Regions from separate parts of the Homo sapiens genome. Here region 1 is linked to region 2. The links are chromatin loops, found by intact Hi-C in ENCODE. Cell type or tissue: CD14-positive monocyte. All regions are shown on one strand. Links, peaks and the distances in the headings refer to the core of each region. The heading gives the core; the rest is flanking DNA.

Region 1 (2,912 bases), core at 267-2,766, 50 kb after region 2:
GTCTCTAGCTCCTTTCAGTTATCCGGGTAAGATGTTCACTTTGTATTTAGGTATTAATCTTAGGCACAGACACCATCTAGGAGTCTGTAGTGCCACATTTTCATACATATATGCACACTTGAAGATTTTTTCAAACTCATAACTGACAAAGGACTTTATTTGAATAGATATTTGATACGTTAAAATAGAAGACTTAGAGGCTATTGAAGGGCAAATAATTTGATGTAATCTAAGAAATATATTGGAGGGAAAGGAAGAGAGGGAGTTCTTGTTGAGTTCGAAACAATATAGAGCTGATATTTACAGAGGAGCTATTATGTGCTGAGCCAGAAGTGGGGATAAAACAGTGAACAGAACCCAGACCCTGCCCAGGGTTTACAATCTGGTGGGGGAACCAGATGAGTAGACGGGATTACAATGCAATGTGTTAAGTACATTAATAGGGGATATACGTCAAAGGGGCAGTTAAACCTTTCTTGGAAGATCGGAAAGGCTCCTAAAAGTGATGCCAATATTGAGGAAAAAATGACAAATAGAAGTTGATCTGGAAAAGAGACCAAGAGTCTTCCAGGTGGGGAATAGCGTGTGCAAAAGCCTAAAGGCAAAACCATCGTGGCAAACAGGTGTATGAGGGTGAACTAGGAGACAAATAGCTGAATGACCTAGCGAGAAGGGCAGGTAGGTGGGGAGTTGGGAGGTCCAGTTTCTCCTCGGGCTGAGTGACCCTGCCTCTCCTCCATGTTAGCTATTGTCACTGAAGGTAGCGCCAGGGAGCCCAGCAAGCTGCCCAGTTCTCTCTACTTTCTTCTGTGGCATCTGAGACTCCAGGATGGGCTCCAATTAGAAACTGCAGGGAGGGCCGCTGCAGTGTCTCTCGGCCCCAGAACTGATATTTCTGGGGCAGAGAGAGTTGGGTCCTGAAAGTTGAAATAAATGTTCCTTTCTAGCAGGGTTCTGATCGCTTCTCGGCCTTTTGGCTAAGATCAAGTCTAGCAGGGTTCTGGAACTGTCCCCAGCGAGGAGCAGGTTATCAGATGCACAACTCTGATGTCACACCTTATTATATCCCAAGAAAAAAAAAAGTTCTTGGTTATTACCTGAAAAAAAAAAAACCCAAGGAATTTTAGAAATCACTTGATAAGAAATGTCAAGACATACTGACTAGAAATCAAACCACAGCAGCTGCTTCCCACAGCTGCATGCCATGTGGCGACCTCATTTGAACAGTTAGTGAGGCTTAAAATAGCCAGGAATGTAAAACTCTTCAGGATCAGGTCTCTCAGTGAGATAGCCACAGAAATCCACGTGGGGAAGGAGAGAGGGGAGGTTTGTCTTGAAACCGTTGGAGCAGTGGTCAGAGGACTATCAACTGACAGCCAAATAAATCCTACCAGGAGCCTGTAGTTCCCCACTCCTATGAATGATTGAAGCTAACGGTGCCCATTTGACAGATGGTAAGAAAAGTATGTTGGCCCCTGAATGCTTGCAGATTGAGAATTCCTAATTCAGCTATAATCCAAATACAGTTGACTTCCTAAGGAAAACAAAAGTAACGAGATGTAGGCTAGGTGTGGTGGCTCATGCCTATAATCCTAGCACTTTGGGAGGCCAGTGCAGGAGGACTGCTTGAGCCCAGGAGTTTAAGACCAACCTGGGCAACATAGCGAGACCTTATCTCTACTAAAAATTAAAAGAATTAGTCAAGGCCAGGCGCAGTGGCTCACGATTGTAATCCCAGCACTTTGGGAGGCCAAGGTGGGTGAATCACAAGGTCAGGAGTTCAAGACCAGCCTAACCAACATGGTGAAACCCCATCTCTACTAAAAATACAAAAATCAGCCAGGCATGGTGGTGGGCACCTGTAATCCCAGCTACTCAGGAGGCTGAGGCAGGAGAATCGCTTGAACCCAGAGGCGGAGGTTGCAGTGAGCCGAGATCATGCCACTGCACTCCAGCCTGAGCAAAAGAGCGAGACTGTCTCAAAAAAAAAAAAAAAAAAAGAATTAATCAGGCATGATGGCACCCACCTGTGTGGTCCCAGCTACTCTGGAGGCTGACACAGGAGGATTGCTTGAACCCAGAAGTTTGAGGCTGCAGTGAGCTATGATGGTGCCACCGCACTCCAGCCTGGGTGACAGAGCGTGACCCTGTCCAAAGAAAAAAAAAGAAAAAGTAATGAAATGTAAGTTCATTTTTTCCATCCTACGCCTGAGCTTGTTAGCGCAGAGAGTGTTTTAGTTGTGAAACTAAGACTGAGACTGAGACTTTCTCACCAATAGAGGGAAGAGTGAGTTGACGTCGGAAGGAAGCATGCTCCACCAAAGACAAAAGCAAAATGATGCTTTTTTTACTGTGGGAAATTCAAAACGATGCATATATTCATTCAGCCCCAGAGAAAACAGATATGCTTTCCCAAACATAGAAAAGCACCAACAACTTTTTTATTCCATTTTTCTTGTAAGAAAACTAGTTTACCCTGGTTGTAGCAGCTCTGTGGCAATCATAATAGCAGCAGCACATGCTGATTACGCACGGCACTGTGCTCCAGGCACTGTGCTGAGAGAACTCTTTGCCATGGATCATTATCTTTTGATCTTCACAAAGTCTGTATGAAAATAATACTATCGTCATCCCCATTTCATGGCTGAGGAAACTGAGGCTTGGAGAGGTTAAGAAGTTTGCCCCACGGCTTACTGGTTGTTGGGAGAAGATGGGATTTGCCCCGACCACTCTCACTCCAGGGTTGGCACTCTTTTTTTTTTTTTTTTTTTTTTGAGACAGGGTCTTTTTCTGTTGCCCAGGCTGGAGTGCAGTGGTACAATCACCGTTCACTGCAGCCTCAACTTCCCAGGCTCAGGGACTCAGCCTCCTAAGTAGCTGGGACTATAAGTGCACACCACCATGCCTGGGTA
Region 2 (2,922 bases), core at 181-2,680:
AAATAAGGTCAGGAGACCCAGGTTCCTTTAAATATAAAACCTTGTAGTTTACAAACTTGCCATCAGTCATAGTGCTTAGAACCTAAATAGCAAGTGGGGCAGAGTAGCAAGCTGGCAAGTTCTCCAAAGTTCTTTGGGATAGTAGATATTTTGACATGCTTCCTCTTTCTTCTCCTGACTCACCCCTGATCTACCTAAGAGTGAACTAATTTTACTCTGATTTTGTTCTTGAAGTCTACTAATGGATTCCCTTTAATAGGTAAAAAGGAGTCAAATATACAGCTTTTAGTGGTTTTGAGGTTCCTGTGGTTTTGCATCTTCACTGTTGTCACATCTCTTAGATGAGGGCATTGATTGACACACACCAAAACAAAAAGATTCTCCCTCAACAACAAGCATACTAGGAACCTACCTTTTAAAAGCCCATGTTTTCTTTTCTGTTGCCATGGAATGCTATCCCCGGCAGGTTGATTGCCACTACAGGTAGTTGAGCAAAGAATCATCTTGGTAATTCTGGAGTCTGTATGATGGATGTATTTCTGACCCATCAATCTAGCAGTCATCTCTCTGATGGGCAGGATCCAGGCAAACTCCAAAGAGAAGAAGCAGGAGCCATTGAAACATAATGGAGTGAAAACAAAGTTAGGAGAAACACACCCCAGAGGGAATGGGGGGTGAAGTCCATGGGATTCGCTGCATAAAGTGGAAAAAGGAGCAGATAGAGAACTCACTATGCATCTGATAGGACTAAGATAATAAGGTGGGTATCCATAAGTCACCCCAGAAAATCTCTTTCCTTGTACTATATAATCACACCACATGGAAAATTTTATTTAACCAAGCAAAATTTATTGTGGATGTAATGAACTTTCAATAAAGCCTCACTAATTTCAATTTTACTCTTTCAAAATTTTCATCAGTAAATTAAAGGATGCAAAAGAAATCAAATGTAAGGCTTTGTAGCCTGAGGCTGCTGCCTAATGATTTTTTAATGGATTGAGCTATATACAGACAAGGTAAATCAAAGGTCCTCGGATTGGAGCTACAGAAAGTAGGAAGAACGTTTGGCTGGGCCAAAAGTAGCTTTATTTAAATACCTGCTAATAATTTGAGTTTTACTCTAGAATGTTTTTTATCATGCTTAGTATTATGTGAAACAGTACATAAATTTGGGATTCTTTCATCAAAATTAGTGCTTTAGGTTTGATTTCTGTATATCAACATTTCATTGCTTTTATTAATAACAATAATACTTCCGATACTTCCCATCAGCTCCCACGATTATGTCAGTAACTTTACATAAACTGTCTTATTTATCCTTCAAAGTCACTGTATTACAAGGTAGACATATTTATCCTCATTTTACATATGAAGAACCCAGAGTTCAGAGCATATAAATGACTTGTCCAGGGTCATACAGCTAGCAAGTGGCGAGCACAGACAGATTCAAACCCAGTTTTTCTGACTTCAAAGCTCATGATCCCTGCAAACCACTGTTTTAGATGTTAGGACTAGGGAGCCTACACAGCTCACCAGGGATATGCTTCTTGACTTTGAGAGGGCTTCAGCTGCACCTCGTGTACCTTTACTTTTGTTTTCTCAATCTGTATAGTGAGCCCACACTCAGAAGTGCCAGGCTCTCTTTCTACATAAGTTAGGTGCCAAAGATACAGCAATAAGCAAGATACTATTTCTTACCACACTGAATTTTCAAATGAATAATTGAAAGCAAGTACAATGGTGATGAGCAGCATGAAGGAGAATTAAATGCTGTGAATAAGAAGTTTACTAAGAAAATGATTAGGAAAAGAAGACTTGCAGAAAGACAATTAGCCTGATTTGGAGAAGAATTTGTGGAGACGCTATTTACATTTGAAAGAAAGAAAACAGAATTTCTTTACTCAACATACTATAATTCAGACTAACCCACTTAATTTAAATTAGCTAGCTTTACAAAATTTCATCTTGGGTGCATCAATCTGGATAGTCTTTGCTAGTAGTGATACAACTGTGCACATGTATGTGAATTCTCTTCACTTATACTAGATGCTAAAAGACAAGCTTCTGTAAAGTACGGAGAGATAAGTATTGTCCACCTATAATTCTATTCCCAGCCAAAGTATCAGTCAGGTATAAAGTTAAAAATAAACAAGGGGGCCGGGCGCAGTGGCTCACACCTGTAATCCCAGCACTTTGGGAGGCTGAGGCGGACGGATCACGAGGTCAGGAGATCGAGACCATCCTGGCTAACACGGTGAAACCCTGTCTCTAGTAAAAATACAAAAAATTAGCCGGGCGAGGTGGCGGGCGCCTGTAGTCCCAGCTACGCAGGAGGCTGAGGCAGGAGAATGGCGTGAACCCTGGGGGGCGGAGCCTGCAGTGAGTCGAGATTGCGCCACTGCACTCCAGCCTGGGTGAAAGAGCGAGACTCCGTCTCAAAAAATAATAATAAAAAATAAACAAGGGATAAAATATGGTCAGAGACCGGGCACAGTGGCTCACACTTGTAATCCCAGCACTTTAGGAGACTGAGGTGGAAGGATGGCTTGAGGCCAGGAGTTCAAGACCAGCCTGGGGAATATAAGAAGGCCCTGTCTCTAAAAAATAAAAAATAAATAAATTAGCCGAAAGTGGTGGCACATGCCTGTCATCCCATCTACTCAGGAGGCTGAGGTGGGAGGATTGCTTGAGCCCAGGAGTTCGAGGCTGCAGTGTGCGGTGATCACACCACTGCACTCCAGCCTCGGTAACAGACCAAAACCTTCCCTCAAAAAAAAAAAAGAAGAAAAACAGCACAGTCAGAGCCTTTCACACACACCCTTTCCTGTGAAGTTTCCTGAGGATATATTCCAGCAAAGTAAGGTAATAAAACAGGAAAGAAGAAGACATGAGAGTCAAAGGTAGCAGATCCAAATCAAGAGA

Evidence for each region. Peaks named below come from ENCODE experiments on the same cell type or tissue, not always from the same donor. Only the 100,000 strongest peaks of a DNase experiment are listed, where the experiment ranks them.
Region 1: it touches region 2 in a loop (2.3-fold over the local background); 5 of 110 quality-filtered maps call a loop at or near these places.

The regions. Positions count from the first base shown.
Region 1 is chr17:32,523,653-32,526,564 of GRCh38, reverse strand. All of the region lies in intron 21 of MYO1D (myosin ID), which reads left to right. Among named protein-coding and RNA genes, the nearest start is that of CDK5R1, 38 kb to the right of the region's middle. In CD14-positive monocyte, for the core only: no CTCF peak of the experiment used is centred there; no DNase peak of the experiment used is centred there.
Region 2 is chr17:32,573,385-32,576,306 of GRCh38, reverse strand. All of the region lies in intron 21 of MYO1D (myosin ID), which reads left to right. Among named protein-coding and RNA genes, the nearest start is that of CDK5R1, 88 kb to the right of the region's middle. In CD14-positive monocyte, for the core only: no CTCF peak of the experiment used is centred there; no DNase peak of the experiment used is centred there.